3 separate regions of the Homo sapiens genome follow, and all the other regions are linked to region 3. A link is a contact called in ENCODE Hi-C or POLR2A ChIA-PET data. All regions are on one chromosome and are shown on one strand. The core of a region is the stretch at or near the end of the contact, and the rest is flanking DNA. Distances in the headings are between cores, read along the strand shown.

Region 1 (4,532 bases), core at 430-2,929, 8.3 Mb before region 3:
CAGTTTACTGCCACAAATCTCTGTCCCCGCAACGCAAGAAACTAAGTGGATGGTAACACTTAAGAGGTGGTATCCATATTAAAATCTGTTCTCCTGAGTCACAGCTTTTAATGCTCTGTGCTGCTGCTGACTGGGCTGGTATAAAAAGAATTCCAGGCCAGGTGCGGTGGCTCATGCCTGTAATCCCAGCACTCTGGGAGGCCGAGACAGGAGGATCGCAGAAGTTTGAGACCAGCCTGGGCAACATAGCAAAACCCCGTCGCTACAAAACATACAAAAAAAATTAGCCAGGTGTGATGGGGCACACGTGTGGTCCCAGCTATTTGGGAGGCTGAGGTGAGGGGATCACCTGAGCCCAGAAGGCAAAGGTTGCAGTGAGCCAAGATCACGCCACTGACAAAAAAAAAAAAAAAAAAAAAAGTAGCTGCCCACCCCAGACTTGGAAAAATGGTAAAGCCGGTTAAAATCCCAGAGACTTCCCACCAGCCTCTGACACTGCAAAGAATATACTCACCACTTAAGCCCCCAACATTAGACCAGTGCATTCGTGTCAGGAATATGTTGTCCAGGCGAGCAACCTTTAACCTAAGAATGAAAAAACATTTAAACAGGATAACATGAACAGAACAAGGACCACTTTTGCTATAAAAAACAACTGGCCTCTCATTTCGGCTTTCAAGCCCCGTAATCAACTCCCCCTCCGAAAGCAAGAGACTGACTCACTTGTGCTCCTGCATGAGTCTCTGAACGCCTTCTCCACAGTTGAAGAGATACCTACAAGACAAACATTACACAAGACATTCAGAAGGTTTTATTCTGTAAACTCTCTGACACCAATTAGATGTTTTATTGTAGACTCTGGAAAAAAAAAAAAGAAAAAAAAATTAAAAGTCCACGTTGGACTACCGAGCCACATTTATGCTGGTGGGTTTTGAGCCCTCCTTAGCAGAGGTGGAGAGGAGTGGGGGCCTGTGTGTGTGGGTGCTAGGACAAAATGAGTCCTTTCTCCACCACCGGCTACACACCAGATCTGTCCACCCCACACGCTAACAACGACACACTGGCCTTGGGGTGCACGGAAGAGGGTGGAGCTCCGAAAGTGCTGACAGCCAGGCCGGGGCCCAAGGGTTGGGAAAAGGACGCTCAGACCCAGGCCTGAAGTTCTTCACAGATCCGCAGAAATCACATGGATGCAAAGAATCTCGGATTTCCCACCCACCATAACTCCACGAACCCCCGCAACAGTGAACCACATGTGTGAAGCAGGGAAGCCGAAGCCCTGGGAGGTGCCCCGATGCTCAGAGGCTGCGCCGCACTGAGGGCCCAGCGGGACGGGGCGTGGCTCGTTGACTGACCGGTTGAACTCGGAGAAGACGTAGAGCGCGGCGCCCGAGTCCCGGCTACCCGCTGCCACCACCTGCAGGTACACGGTGTTTGGGCCGCCGGAGCACCCCGACGGTCCGCGCTTCTCTCGCGTGCGCAGGTGCCGCAGCGGGTCCTTGCGCGGCCGCTCGCGGCGGGCGGGTGCCTGCGATATGGTGCGTCCCTGCGACATGGTGCGTCCGGCCGCGGACCGCAGCAGCGAGCAAAGCGCCCACATGCGCCCGTCTCCACCAAAACTGAGAAAGCCGCCGGTCACCTACGCCCGCGTTTCCCGTGCACCACCTAGCCGCTCCGCATGGCGGATCCAGCCAATCAGCGCGCCGTGCACCGAGCTTCCCGCCTACGCGAGGCTGCTCATCCAATAGAAAGGAGCTTTACCGCTCGGGACTTGTCAATTGACAGTGGCCATAGAGTAGAGGAATACTAGAGCGTCTCAAGCGGCCCCGCCCCTAGTTCTGTTCCGGTTTGCCGGCCGCAATTTTTTCCGGAAGCTGTTTTTCTCCTGGGGCGGGACTTCCGGAAGCACAGTGCCAGGAAAAGCCTTCCTGGGGAAGGCGGGACCTAGGAGTTTGGAGTTTCGCTAAAACGCTCCTGTTCTCACCAGATAAGAGCTGTGTCCTCCGGGCACGTCAGTCCCTCAGAGCTTGAGTTAGAGGTGGTTGTAGTGGTTGTGAGGATTAAATGTGAGGAAATCAATTGTATTGAGCATTAGCATAAGCGCTTTGCTAATTTTATTTCCATTGTAATTCGTATGCATACATGTTAGAACTTGATCATTTTTACGTGGTGTCCCGAGCTTGTAGTCCCAGCTACTTGGGAGGCTGAGGCAGGAGAATCGCTTAAGCGCGGAGGCGGAGGTTGCGGTGAGTCGAAATCGCGCCACTGCACTCCAGCCTGGGTGACACCTCGAGACCCTGTCTCAAAACAAAACAAAACAAAACAAAAATTGTAGTGTTTTTTGGAAAGAAAAGCAAGAATAGAGGACAAGCTCTAAAGCAAGAGTCTTGGCTCATTTGTTAGCTGCGTGATCTTGACCTCTCAGAGCCTCAGCTTTCTTATGTGTAAAATGTAATAACAGCAATAACAGTATCTCCTACTTCAGAATATAGAATTCAGTCACCTGATAATATATCAATAGACCTTTGAGTGGCACTGTCACAGAAGAGGCACCCAGTAAATGATAGAAAATTAATACAAAATGTTTCAACTCCTAGACAATATAGCTGACCAGGGACATCACAGAGGTAGATGTCCCAATACCAGCTTTTTGAAAAAAACACCCAGTCCCCTCTTATGTAGCTAATGAGGATTTCTCACTGAAAGGGATATCAGTTAAAGCCGCTAGAAATACAGGGAGCTCCCTTAAAAGAGGAAGATAATTTACCTGGAAGCTCCACTCAAATATGATTTTTTAAAGATAATTTACCTGGAAGCTCCACTGACATATGATTTTTTTAAATAAATACTGAAAGATGTCACTTTTATTCAGGAAGTAAGGGAGATTCAAGTCATGTAGATTCCTACTCGAAAATCTTGACACCTGACTTTCCAGGATCACATTTTCATATGGAGACCAGTTTCCTCTTGGTTTCTTCAGTTAAGTCAAAACTACACGTTCCTCTTTCCCCATATATTTTTGCTCATTAGTGTATTTCTTGAGCTGTTTTCATTCAAATATGAAATTTTTTATGGAAGATTATCACCCACGGTGTGAAAACGTTTTGTACTTGAAATAACCATCCCAGTGAGGGTCAGGAAAACACTTCAGATCTACTTTACACAGTTAGAGGGCGTTACAAACTGAAAAGATTATCATACCACCATCTCCATAAGTATTTGAAATAAAAATGATAGTTTTTAAAAGTTGCTTAAAGCCTGGGCACCGTGGCACATATCTGTAATCCCAGCACTTTGGGAGGCCAAGGCGGGAGAATAGCTTCAGGCTAGTAGTTCAAAACCTGCTCTGTGGCCAGGCATGGTGGCTTATGCCTGTAATCCCAGCACTTTGGGAGGCCGAGGCAGGTGGATCACCTGAGGTCAGGAGTTCGAGACCAGCCTGGCCAACATGATGAAACCCCGTCTCTACTAAAAACACAAAAATTAGCCGGGAGTGGTTGCATGGGCCTGTAATCCCAGCTACTGGGGAGGTTGAGGCAGGAGAATCACTTGAACCCCAGAGACAGAGGTTGCAGTGAGCCAAGATCACACCATTGCACTCCAGCCTGGGTGACAGAGGGAGATTCCATCTCAAAAACAAACAAACAAACCAGCTCTGGCAACAAAGCGAGACCTCATCTCTACCAAAAAATACTAAAAAATTTAAAAATAAGTAAAAATTAGCTGGACATGGTGGCACACACCTGTTGTCCCAGCTACTCTGAAGGCTGAGACAGGAGGATCACATGAACCCAGGGGTTTGAGGCTGCAGTGAGCTATGATCATACCACTTTACTCCAGCCTGGCTGACAGAGTGAGACACTCTCTACAAAAAAAAAAAAAAAAAAAAAAGAAAAAGAAAATTAATTCATTAAAACTACTTTTAAAAAGTGTAGTGCAATAAATAAAATACTGATTTTTTTCCTGTGATGACTGCTTTGATCCTTTTAAAAAATATATCAAATTTCACAAACAAAAATACATTGGTTCCTCTATTTTATTGGTGCCCTATGTGCATATCTATCTGTTGGGTAATCTCAAACTACTTATCTCAAAATTATAGGAGGAATCACTTTTGGTCATCGACTTATATAAAATTCTGAGGGCTGGATGCTATTTAGGTTGTTTCTAGGGCCCAGTGTACTTTCTGCACTTATGCTTTGGGTCATATTTTTATTCCTGGTATATGAAGACAATAGCTAGTACTTCTTCAATCTGAGGTTATACTGGAATGTAAATTTCATGAGCCTGGGATTTGTCTATCTGGTCCTCTGCTGTATCATTAGCTCCTAGGACAGAGTCTGGCTTGTGGCAGACAATAAATACTAGGAAATTAGAAGCAAGCCAGTAGCTTAAATGAGGTTTTCAGTTTACAACTAAGCAGGGCCTAAAATTGAATCAAGACAACAATGTATGTGTTTTCTGAAGGGGATTGGTGTGACTGGTACCTCCAAAAGGATAGTTCAGAGAGTCTGAAACAGAAAAGTGTCTCT
Region 2 (4,838 bases), core at 1,384-3,883, 6.3 Mb after region 3:
CAGTTAGAATCTTCCTGAAATAGATCCTCCCCATCCTTCTAGTGAATAGTGTTTGGTCATTTCCTGCTTTTGAGTAGGACACACACTTGTTCTGAGCATGCTGCTTTTTTACAGGGAGCTTAAGAACGTGGAGCTGTATAGGCTGATCCAGCTCTACCTCTCCATGCTTCTGGTTGACCAGGCCAGGGAGGCCGATGGTTATAGAGACTGTGAGTGCTGACTTTGGGGTCACACAGACCAAGGTCCAAATCCAGGCCCTGTTACTCAGGGCTTGCAGTGTCTTAAGGTGTGTAACTTAATCTCTATGAAGCTCAGTTCCTTAGCTACCAAGCAGTTGTGCCTAGGCTACTTACACGGTGGTGATAATACCAATAGTTGTTATTTTTATGATTAGACTGATTGTGAAAAGGGAAAATACTTCAAGAAGCTGTGTAAGAATCCATGTGCCATGGCCCTGAGTGGGTCTCAGGACCTGGGCGTTAGGGTGTCGCTGGTGACGTGGGATCTGTTTCTTCTTTTCAAAAAGAAGAAAAGTGCATTGTCACCAAAATGGGGGTGGGGCTCACATCTGTAATCCCAGCAATTTGGGAGGCCGAGGCAGGAGGATTGCTTGAAGCCAGGAGTTTGAGACCAGCCAGACTGACATAGTGAAACCTCGTCTCTTTTTTAAAAAAAGTTGTAGTGGGTAGGAGTGGGCAAGAACATGGACTTGAGGAGTTCCGCCCATCTGCCACCTTCTAAGCCACTGAGGCCTAGGACCTGGCTAGGCTTCAGGTGAGGCCACGAGCCCAGAGCCGCATTGCTTCTGGATTGCACAGGGCTCTGGGCCCACAAGGCACTCATGTGACTTGGCGTCCCTTAGGCAGAGGGAGGTGATTCTCAGGGCAGACCTCAGGGACATCTTGACCTTGGCTCCCTTCTTGGACTAGTGCAGAAAACCTGGAAGGAATGAAACCTTTGCACTTGGGCAGGGAATGCGTGCTGGAAACTGGCTCGCCCTCCCGGGGGCATGGTATATCCTGGCGTTGGTTACTGGCAAGTGTGTCTGGACACCTGGATCCTGGTCCTGGCACCATTGTTTGGGGTGACCCAGGCAGGTTTTCTCCTCTGTGAAATGAGTGCTGACTAGATTGTCCCTAAGTTCCCTTTGGAGCCTGCCTTTGATCTCGGCAGAGAAGGGGTTTCTTCCCATCCCCTTGAAGATCCATTGGCCCCTTTCGTGCCCCTAGAGCCTGGTAGCTGTGGCATTGGTCTCCCCAGCTTCTCCTCGGCCATCTGCTCAGGGTCTCTGTTGAGGTCCCATAGCTTTGATGCCTGTTACTGCTGTGGGGCAGAAGTTGTTTTCAAGGTTTCTGGAAAACCACAGAGGGGCTGCCTGAGGGGAGCAGGAGCTCCTGAGACACCTGTCTCCTAGTTGGACCCCCATGGGGCAGCTCCAAAACCCGACAGCTCTTGTTCCTAGGCGGAGGAGCCTGGTTCTTCTGTCTCCAGCTCTGGGCTCACTTGCTGTGGCCTGGCTCATCTCCCATCTGAATGGACAGACCACCCCAAAGGACAGACCTCACGTGCTAAACACTGGGACATGTCCCTCTGGTGGACGGCATCTGTGATTTGGCTTCTGGCCCCACAAGGGACCCACCAGACTCCAAGGCTGGTGCCCGAGGCCTATTTGATAGTCTGGACGCCCTCTGGCACCAGGGCCCTCACTGGCTGAATTCCGAGCTCTTGCCCTGTGCATGTGGAGGAGGAGGGGACTCGTCTGACCATTCTCTTTTTCAATGGTGTGTCCGAGCAGGGGAGAATGGGGAGGGGGAGCAGTAAAGATGCCGGGGACATGGCCACACCCAGGAACCCCTGTTTAGTTCTGTCAGTGCCTTGACCCCCAGGAGAGCTGGGGTCCCCCATGGGGAGTTACATCTCTAGCCACACCTAGCACCCTGCACCCTCCTCATAGGATTACCGCATCCCAGTTTGCCGGCAACAGTCCCAGCTGAGGCCTGCTGTCAGGGCTCTGCCTTCCGTAGAGGAATAGTGTCCCTGTTGAGGGGCACGTCCTGTCCCTACCCTCCTCTGTAGCCCCATCCTCAGCCAGCTGCCATCCCTGAAAGGGCCTCTGATCCCAGGCCCTCAGCTTTAGCCCCTGCACATAGCCCTATTTTGTGCAGGGCGGGACTTTCTCATTTGCCAGTCCCCTAGAAGTCAAGTGTCACCCAAGGTTAACGCAGCTTTTTGGCTGTGGCTCACCCTCCCACGTTCCATCCTGACCCACTTTTCCTTTTGAATGTTCTTTAAACATTTAAAAAATTTAATGTATTCATTTTGACTCAAGTTCTAGTGTGGGATCTTGTGGATAATACTGTTTCTTTTTTTAAAAAGAATTAAAATTTTACAATCACGCATTTTGTAAAATGTTACAAAACATCCTGGGAGTAGGGAAACCCACTCTGTAGAAGCCTTCCCATCTCCTCTCTACATTTTGGGAGTAATTGGGGGACACACCAGTGCCCAAAGCTGGAGTAGCTGTGTGTGTTTCTCTAATGCAGGACACATCCGGCCATTTTCACACAGGAGCCTGGTTTTAGAAATGTGTGTTGATGATGCAGAGAAAGGTGACAAGATGTGGGTGTGCCCGCAAGCCTGTCCTGCTGACTGTGTGCTGGGGGTTAGGTGGGGAGGTGGGAAAGGAGGAGGAGCCAGGCCCAGGGCCACCAGCAGGTGGAGCCCAACAGCATTGCTATGTGTTTGGGGGTTGCCAAACTCTGGCCCTTGGGCCAAATCTAGCCCAGCACTATTTTTTGTAGAGCCTTGTGAACTAAGAATGGTTTTTACATTTTGAACTGGCGGGAGGAATTAAAAACAACAGAATATTTCGTGACCCGTAAAAGTTACATGAAATTTGTTTCAGTATCCATAGTTAAATTTTATGGGAGCACAGCCACACCCATTTGTGTACGTGTTGTCTGTGGCTCTGGTGGTGCCACAGCAGCAGAGTGGAGCAGTTTCGACAGAGACCATGTGGCCCACAAAGCTGAAGAGACTCTGTGTGGCTTTCAGAAAAAGTTTGCCTATTCTCACACTATGTATTATACCTCTGGATTTATAGAAGGAGGAATGGGGCCTTTCCACGCTGATAGGGAGAGCAAGGAGGCAGCCACAGGACAAGCTTTCCAGGAGGGTGGGCTGGCCTGGAGAGAAAGTGGTGGCTGTGGTGACAGCGGGTGCAGCTGGAAGCTAGATATCTGGTCCCAGGCAGAGTTGAAAAGTGCCAGCCTCCTCCAAAGGACTGGAGTGGAGGCTAAGTGGGATTAAAAGGGAACATGGAGAGACCTCCTTGGAGGAGCCTCCTGCAGCTGCTTTAAACCCCACTGCCAGAGCTCACCCTAGCTGGGCCCAGGGATAGAGCGGTGTGGGGTCTGGAAAGTCATATGTGACCTGTGATGCCAGTGGTGGCAAATAAACGCTGCCCTGGGAAAAAGGGCTCACTTCATAATGCAAGGCAGTGGACACAAGGGCTGGCTGGTGGTGGGTTGAGATGGCCTTGTTCTGTGTGGCCTTGAGCAAGTTACCCGCCCTCTCTCAGCCTTATCTCCCATCTCAGGCTGTTAGGAGGATTGCATGTGCTGACCTCTGTGGTTCATCTGACAGTGCCTGGCACGCAGGACATGTGTAATAAATGCTTATTGCCCTTTCTTGAACCCCTCTCATCTCTTTCTCCCCTTTGACCTCTATTCCTCCACACCCACCACTGTACCTTCTTTCTAAACAAGCTTTCAATCCCAGGCTTACCAATGCATACGTGAGAAGAAGCCAATCCTGAAGGTTCCAGTTCAAGCCCAGCTCCCTACTGTGAGCCCCTATTTGCTTTGTGGAGAGGGAGGCAGGGACCTGGGCACAGGAGAGGACGTCTCCTGGGACAGCTGTGAGTTTGGGCTGGGCTCGAGTTCAGTGGAAGGAATGTGGCCTCCTGAACACAGCCGTGCTGTGGCCACATCTGCCTTCTGGTCTGGACATCCCCAGACCTGTTCTGTCCTGGGCTGCCTTAGCCAGACTTTGGGCCCCAACGCCTGTCTGCCCTCATGGTCCGCACCTCCAGAAATTCTGATTTGGCCGGTCTGAAGTGGGGCCCAAGCATTGCGATTCATTTTTAAAGTCCCTGGAAAATTCCAGGGCACAACCCGGATTGAGAGCCGTTGATTTGTTCTAGGCAGAACCACTCATTTTATAAATGGGAAATCCGAAGCCCAAAGAGGGGCGGGGACTTGTCCGAGGTCAGGGGCATTGCGGGGACCCAGTCTGGCTCTTTGCTTCACTGTGTTGGCCTCTAGGGAATGGTGTTAAGAGGGGAGTTTGCCCTCAAGGAACCAACTGACTCTCCTGGGAGGGGGTTTTGTTTGCCTTGCTTCCCAGGGGTGGGGTAGTGAGGAGGCTGGGCCCGGAACTGGCCACAAGCAAAGCCAACATCCCCAGGCTTTCTGCTGATTTCTGTGGAAGCCCCTGGAGGCTGCCTGACCTGGGCTCTTGCCTCAGCCCTTCCTGTGCCTCCCAGAATATCTGACTGTTACTATCCAAGTCTCACTCCTCCCTCTCCATGAGCCCCAATGGTGGGTGCAGGTAGGAGAAACATCTGTCAGGTGCTCCCTTGCCAATTTGAGACATGTGGCTCCCAGCCTGGGCTGCCATAGAAACCTTCTCCACTTGCTCCTCTCTCTCTCTCTCCTTCCAGCCCCGCTGGGCTCTGGCCTCAGAGGGATGTGCAGGGTCCTATGTCACCACCCACAGGGCTCTAGGAGCCCACCTTTGGCCTCTCTGGTCTGACCAGTTCCTGGGGAAAGGTCTGG
Region 3 (4,764 bases), core at 23-2,522:
CACCCCCACTTTACACCTGGGCAAGCAGAGGTCAGGCCCGGCCTCAAGCCTTTCTAGCAGGTGGTGGAATCTGCTTCCCTCACGTGAGGTCCCTGACAGGGTACACATGTCTGCCTGGAGGCCAGGGGCTGACCCCTTGACCTTTGCCTGGTACATTCTGCCTTCACTAGCCCTGGCTTTACATCCAGAGTCATCTGTTCCCAGCGCCAGATTGGTCAGCGGTTCCTGAAATCCCCCGAGGTTCCGTGTGGGAGCAGAGGGAGGACTGGCCCATCCAGCCATTATGCAGATGGGCAGACTGAGATCCTAGGAGGAGAGGAGAGAACGAAGGTCCAGGAGAGAGCCAGGATGGGGCCTCGGGGCTCGCGGGATAAAATGCACCGCATGCCGCCTCACTCCCTCTGAGACACGGTTTCCCCCTGTGTAGAACAGGGGCAGCAGTAACCAGCCACGAAAACTCCTCGTGCTGCCTCGTCACCGGGCATCGCTGAGCTCACCACCGACCCCGCGCCCTGGCCGGGCGCCTGGAGCGCGGGCGCGGGCGACGTTTGCTGGCGCCAGGCCCTCAGTGCGTGTTAGCGAGCAGCGCCGGGAGATAGCTGTCACCGCCGCCCGCTCACAGATGCGTAGACTGAGGCTCAGGTGTCACCACCTGACCAAGGCTAGTTCCGCTACAAAGCTGCCGACTCGGATCCGAACCCGGGTCCAATTTACAGAAAAGGAAACTGAGGCCCAGAGACACTAGGGAGCTTGCTAGGGTGAGGCAGCTGCAGGTTCAGAGAGCCAGGAGGCAGCCCAGCAGCGCACTTTTAACCCCCGCCCACTTCGGCAGGCCCAGCCGTGCCACCTTTAGGGATCTCGGGTTTTTTCCAGACGACGCACCCAGGAGAACGCGCCCGCGCATCGCACCCGCCGGGGCTGCGGGTCTGGGGGTGCCGGGCTGGGCCTGGGCGCCTGCAGGGAGCAGCGGGCTCAGTGGGTCCCGGGAGTGGGTGGGGCTTGCATGTTGACGGGCAGCGCGAGGGGCGCGGCTTTAGTCCAGGGGGCGGAGCCTGACCGGACCTGGGTTTTTCGGGCGGCTGGCGGACTTGACAGAGAGCGGGAGGGGCCCGGATCCTGGGCCTAAGGAGGGTGGGGCGTGTGCTTGACAGGCAGGGACAGGCCGGCGTCTGATAGGCAGAGGACGGGCCTTGGAAACGAAAGGACCAATCGGGCACGCAGGGGCGGGGCCTGAGTCAGCGCAGTTCGGCCGGGGTCTCCCCGGCGCTGCCCAGTCTGTCTCCGGCGCCGCCCGTCGCGGACTCGTCCTTGCTGCAGTCGCCGCCGCAGTCCTCGCCGCAGTCGCCGCCGCCGCCGCCGCCGCCGCCGCTGCTCCTCCGCCTGGCCTGGGCCGTCTGCCCGCAGCCATGAGCGTGCTCGGCCCCGGTGGAGCCCGCAGTCCTCTAGATTAGTCTCCACCGCCGTCCAGGACCCACTTGCAGCATGGAGTCGCCCGCCTCGAGCCAGCCCGCCAGCATGCCCCAGTCCAAAGGTAGGCGCTCCCGGCCGGGACCTCGGCCTGACCCCGCGCCTAATCTGGGGCCGGGCTGCAAACCCCGACCTTTCTTTGGTCCCACCCCATCCTGTTCTCGACCTGGCAGCGGCGTCCGGTCCCGGAACCCCTTCCTGTTCGGGGTCCCGGGACCAGCCCCCGCCTGGGCCCTCACCTGGACCCCCACGTTAGGCCTTGGGACTGCACTCAGGCCCGAGATCACCCAGGCTGGACCCAGACTAGGACTTTGTTCTGCTCACCCCATCCAAGTCAGGAGCCTCATTCTGACCTCATTTGGGCCTTATGGCTGCAGCCTGGACATGAACTCTCCCAGTCTTCTCCCTCAGCGGGACCCAGGTGAGATTCACACTGGCCTTCACCTGGGTCCTTGGGCAGCACCCAGTCCCATTTCTAGCTTCGGGTCCCAGGGCTGTATCCAGGTTGGGATTTAACTTGAGTCTCCATCTGGGCCCCAGAGTGCTCCTGTTGTTGCGGACCTCACTGTACCCCCTATGCGGGTGCTCTGGCTACACCCCAGCTCGGAACTCCCCGTCCTTCTCTCCCCCAGCTCTTCTTATCCTTATAGGCCCTATGTTGCCCCTTCCCTGGCTGGCCTGCACCCTGTCCTGCAGCCCTGGGCTCCCAGGAACCTTCCTTGTCCTCCCACCCCTCCCTAAGGTACAGCCCCCTCTCTACCGGCCTCTCTCTGTCTTGAGTTGCAAGCTTCTCCCTGCACTGGGGGTTCTCACCCCATCTTATTCTTGTCCTGGCTGCCTGGGATCTGGGCCAGCCGCCAGGCCAGGGTGCTGGCTGTGCAAGGGATTTGCTCTTCTCCAAGTAGCTGGCCTTCCTGGAAATTTTTGTGAGGTGGCAGCAGCAGGATTTGTCATGCGGAGGGGGAAGGATGAAACTCGGAGGGCAAAAGGGGAATTTTTTTTTTTTCAGGAAGAGGAAAGGATGTTTTTGGTGCGTCGGAGTTTCAGTAGGCTGGGTTGTGCGAGAGATTTCCAAACCGGACATAGCCGTAATGAATGGGCTGCCTCCTGGCTTTCTGAACCTGCAGCTGCTTCACCCCAGCAAGCTCCCTGGTGTCTCTGGGCCTCAGTTTCCTTTTCTGTAAATTGGAAGTAATCGCACCTGCTTCTGTGGACGTGGGAGTGTGGTGTGGGGTGGTGAATAGTAAAGAGCTCTGAGGCGTTCTCTCAGCGTAGCACCTGGCGCAGAGCCGGTGCTCACCAGGGTACACTGGCTGCACACATCTCGCTATTGTTTCCATTCTTCTTGCTGGAAAGGCCTCCACTGCTGGAAGTGCAGCCTCAGAGTGAGCAGGAGGAAGCACCTAGCAGCGGGCACCTAGTGGGCACTTCATCAGGGGTCAGCCGCTCTTCTGTTCTGGAGGGTGCAGGCCAATGGGAGCCCTATGTGGGCCTGGGGAGGGCATGGGCTCTTCCTGGCCCCTGCTGCTGGCTGCTATGGTGGCTGGAGCCGGGTGGGCTGGATAATTATGCCTTACATAAGTGGGAGGCCGGATCCCTGACCATTGCCCAACCACTGTGAGTAACTCGGGAGGCACTCGACGGGGGAGGTGTCTGGGGAGGGACTTGCACTGCACAGACCTCGTGGAGCTTGGGAACCAGGAAATCAGACACTTCTCCACTCTGGAGAGCTCGGGGAAGGGTAGGAAGCACTGTTTGTTTTGGAGGCTTTTTAGCTCTCCAGGCAGAGAATGCCTCATCAAAATAAAAGTTCCAGTTGCAGAGTTGTGAAAGGAGAGGGGTCATAGATGCAGTGAGAATGCTGTGAGAGGGCCAAAATGAACTTCTAGATGTGGACCCAGGTCCTAGATGAGGTTGAGGGGGCTGGATGGAGGGTCAGGGACCTCCCTCAGGCCCAGGGACTCTGTAGTCTCTTTGGGGTCTGGGGAAGGATGTGGTGGCAGAGCCACAATGCCCTTCACCAAAAACCCTATGAGCTCCTTCTTTTTTTCCATGTGCCATGCATTTTCTCATTTATTCCTCATAGCCCCATTTACTGATAAGGAAACTGAGGCGTTAAGTGCCTTGCCTGAGGCCACACAGCTGTGACAGGCGGAGCTAGGGTTCCCCCTAGGACTGTGTTTCCACAGTGGCCTTCCCCGTGCTCCCCTATGTGCCCCTCCCATGCTGGATGCCTGAGCTGAGCTGGTGGGGTGCCCCCACCCCTGGCCTTGCTCAGAGCATGTGCAGTGGGCCTGTCCTCATGGCCACGTCAGACCTAGAGGACAGACTGAGGCAGAGGTGATGCCTCTCCTGTGCACAGCGCTTTACACTGGGCCTGTTGCATTCTCGCTGCAAAATCCCACTCATTTGACAGATGCAGAACTCAGCTTGGATGGAGGAGTGGCCGGACTGCCCCCATAGGTGGAGAGCCTCACTCTGTGCCCACCCCATCCTGGGCACTGGGCCTCCCAGCACTGATCCCTTCTCCACCTTCTCAAAGGAATTTGAACAAAGCAGGGAGTGGCTGGCGCTTGACCTTACTGGAGCTTTACCTTTGAGCTTCCTGCCTGGCAGCAGGTGCCCTGCACTGTTTCCATGCCATGGGCCTGGGGAGTTTTCTATGAGTGTGTGAGGCCCTCAGGCCCACAGCTCTGCTGGTTTTCCCCTGGCCTCCTTGCCCACATGGCCATCTCTGGCTGGGGTTAGAGGCCAAGTGGCTGGCGCTGGGGCCAGTGGGTGGGGGCATGTGTGCAAGCCACATTTGTCCTTGGAGGGTACCACACGTGTCCTGTTGTCGTTCAGAACATGGGTTCTGCCCCTTCTGCCCTAAGAGTGCCACCTGTGGGAGCACTTCATGGCTAATCTTCACACAGCTTGGACTGTGGCTGTAGGACTCCTGACTGCCCGATGGTGACACTGAGGTTTCATAGAGCACTGTTGTATCCTAGCCCTGCCTGCTGTGGCCACCCCCCCAACCCCTGGCTGTCGGAAAGACTGGAGGTGGCACCTCGGGGACTTCCCCCACCCCTCTTGTGACGCACAGGAAACTCTCTGTCAGCCAACCCATGGCCCAGCGCCCAAAGGGAGCAAAGTTCTCAGTTGGCCCGTGTGAGGAGAAGGCCGGGGCAGCGGAGGCTTCCGGCGGTGAGTCAGCGGGCACTGGGTGCTGACTCACCCGCTGGGCATGCCAGCCGGCTGCCTACAGCTTAAAGGGGCGATGCCTGCCAGCCTGGTGGGTGGGGAGGGGGTTACGTG

Evidence for each region. A loop is a pair of places that touch in the nucleus more often than their neighbours do. ChIA-PET counts read pairs that join two places held with the same protein, here RNA polymerase II (POLR2A). Pooled maps may share reads with other maps.
Region 1: a loop to region 3 is called in a pooled map, with 15 times the contacts of the local background. The contact joins the promoter of ELAC2 here to the promoter of MAP2K3 in region 3. A Hi-C loop is called at or near these places in 7 of 50 pooled maps. POLR2A ChIA-PET finds 5 or more read pairs at or near these places in 2 of 52 experiments (AG04450 and endothelial cell of umbilical vein).
Region 2: a map of gastrocnemius medialis shows a loop between it and region 3 (7-fold over the local background). The contact joins the enhancer-like site here to the promoter of MAP2K3 in region 3. A Hi-C loop is called at or near these places in 2 of 168 maps with a recorded cell type or tissue (endothelial cell of umbilical vein and gastrocnemius medialis).

Annotation. Positions count from the first base shown.
Region 1 is chr17:13,016,348-13,020,879 of GRCh38, forward strand. ELAC2 (elaC ribonuclease Z 2) reads right to left here and starts at 1,680. Exons shown (of 24, transcript NM_018127.7): 1 at 1,356-1,680; 2 at 724-774; 3 at 515-585. The coding sequence starts at 1,600. RefSeq lists enhancers at 996-1,496, 1,008-1,117, 1,138-1,197 and a silencer at 1,718-1,797.
Region 2 is chr17:27,566,763-27,571,600 of GRCh38, forward strand. The region is part of intron 2 of KSR1 (kinase suppressor of ras 1); the gene reads left to right. Among named protein-coding and RNA genes, the nearest start is that of LGALS9, 62 kb to the right of the region's middle. RefSeq lists enhancers at 327-1,279, 3,033-3,793. Within about 2 kb of position 2,634, at least 10 of the 41 ENCODE cell types and tissues checked have a DNase peak (open chromatin) inside an H3K27ac peak, as active enhancers do; they include gastrocnemius medialis, where a contact is called at or near this core.
Region 3 is chr17:21,283,439-21,288,202 of GRCh38, forward strand. It overlaps MAP2K3 (mitogen-activated protein kinase kinase 3), which reads left to right and starts at 1,273. Exons shown (of 12, transcript NM_145109.3): 1 at 1,273-1,531. The coding sequence starts at 1,483. RefSeq lists enhancers at 345-845, 2,922-2,981, 4,122-4,764, 4,193-4,764, 4,632-4,721 and a silencer at 732-1,261.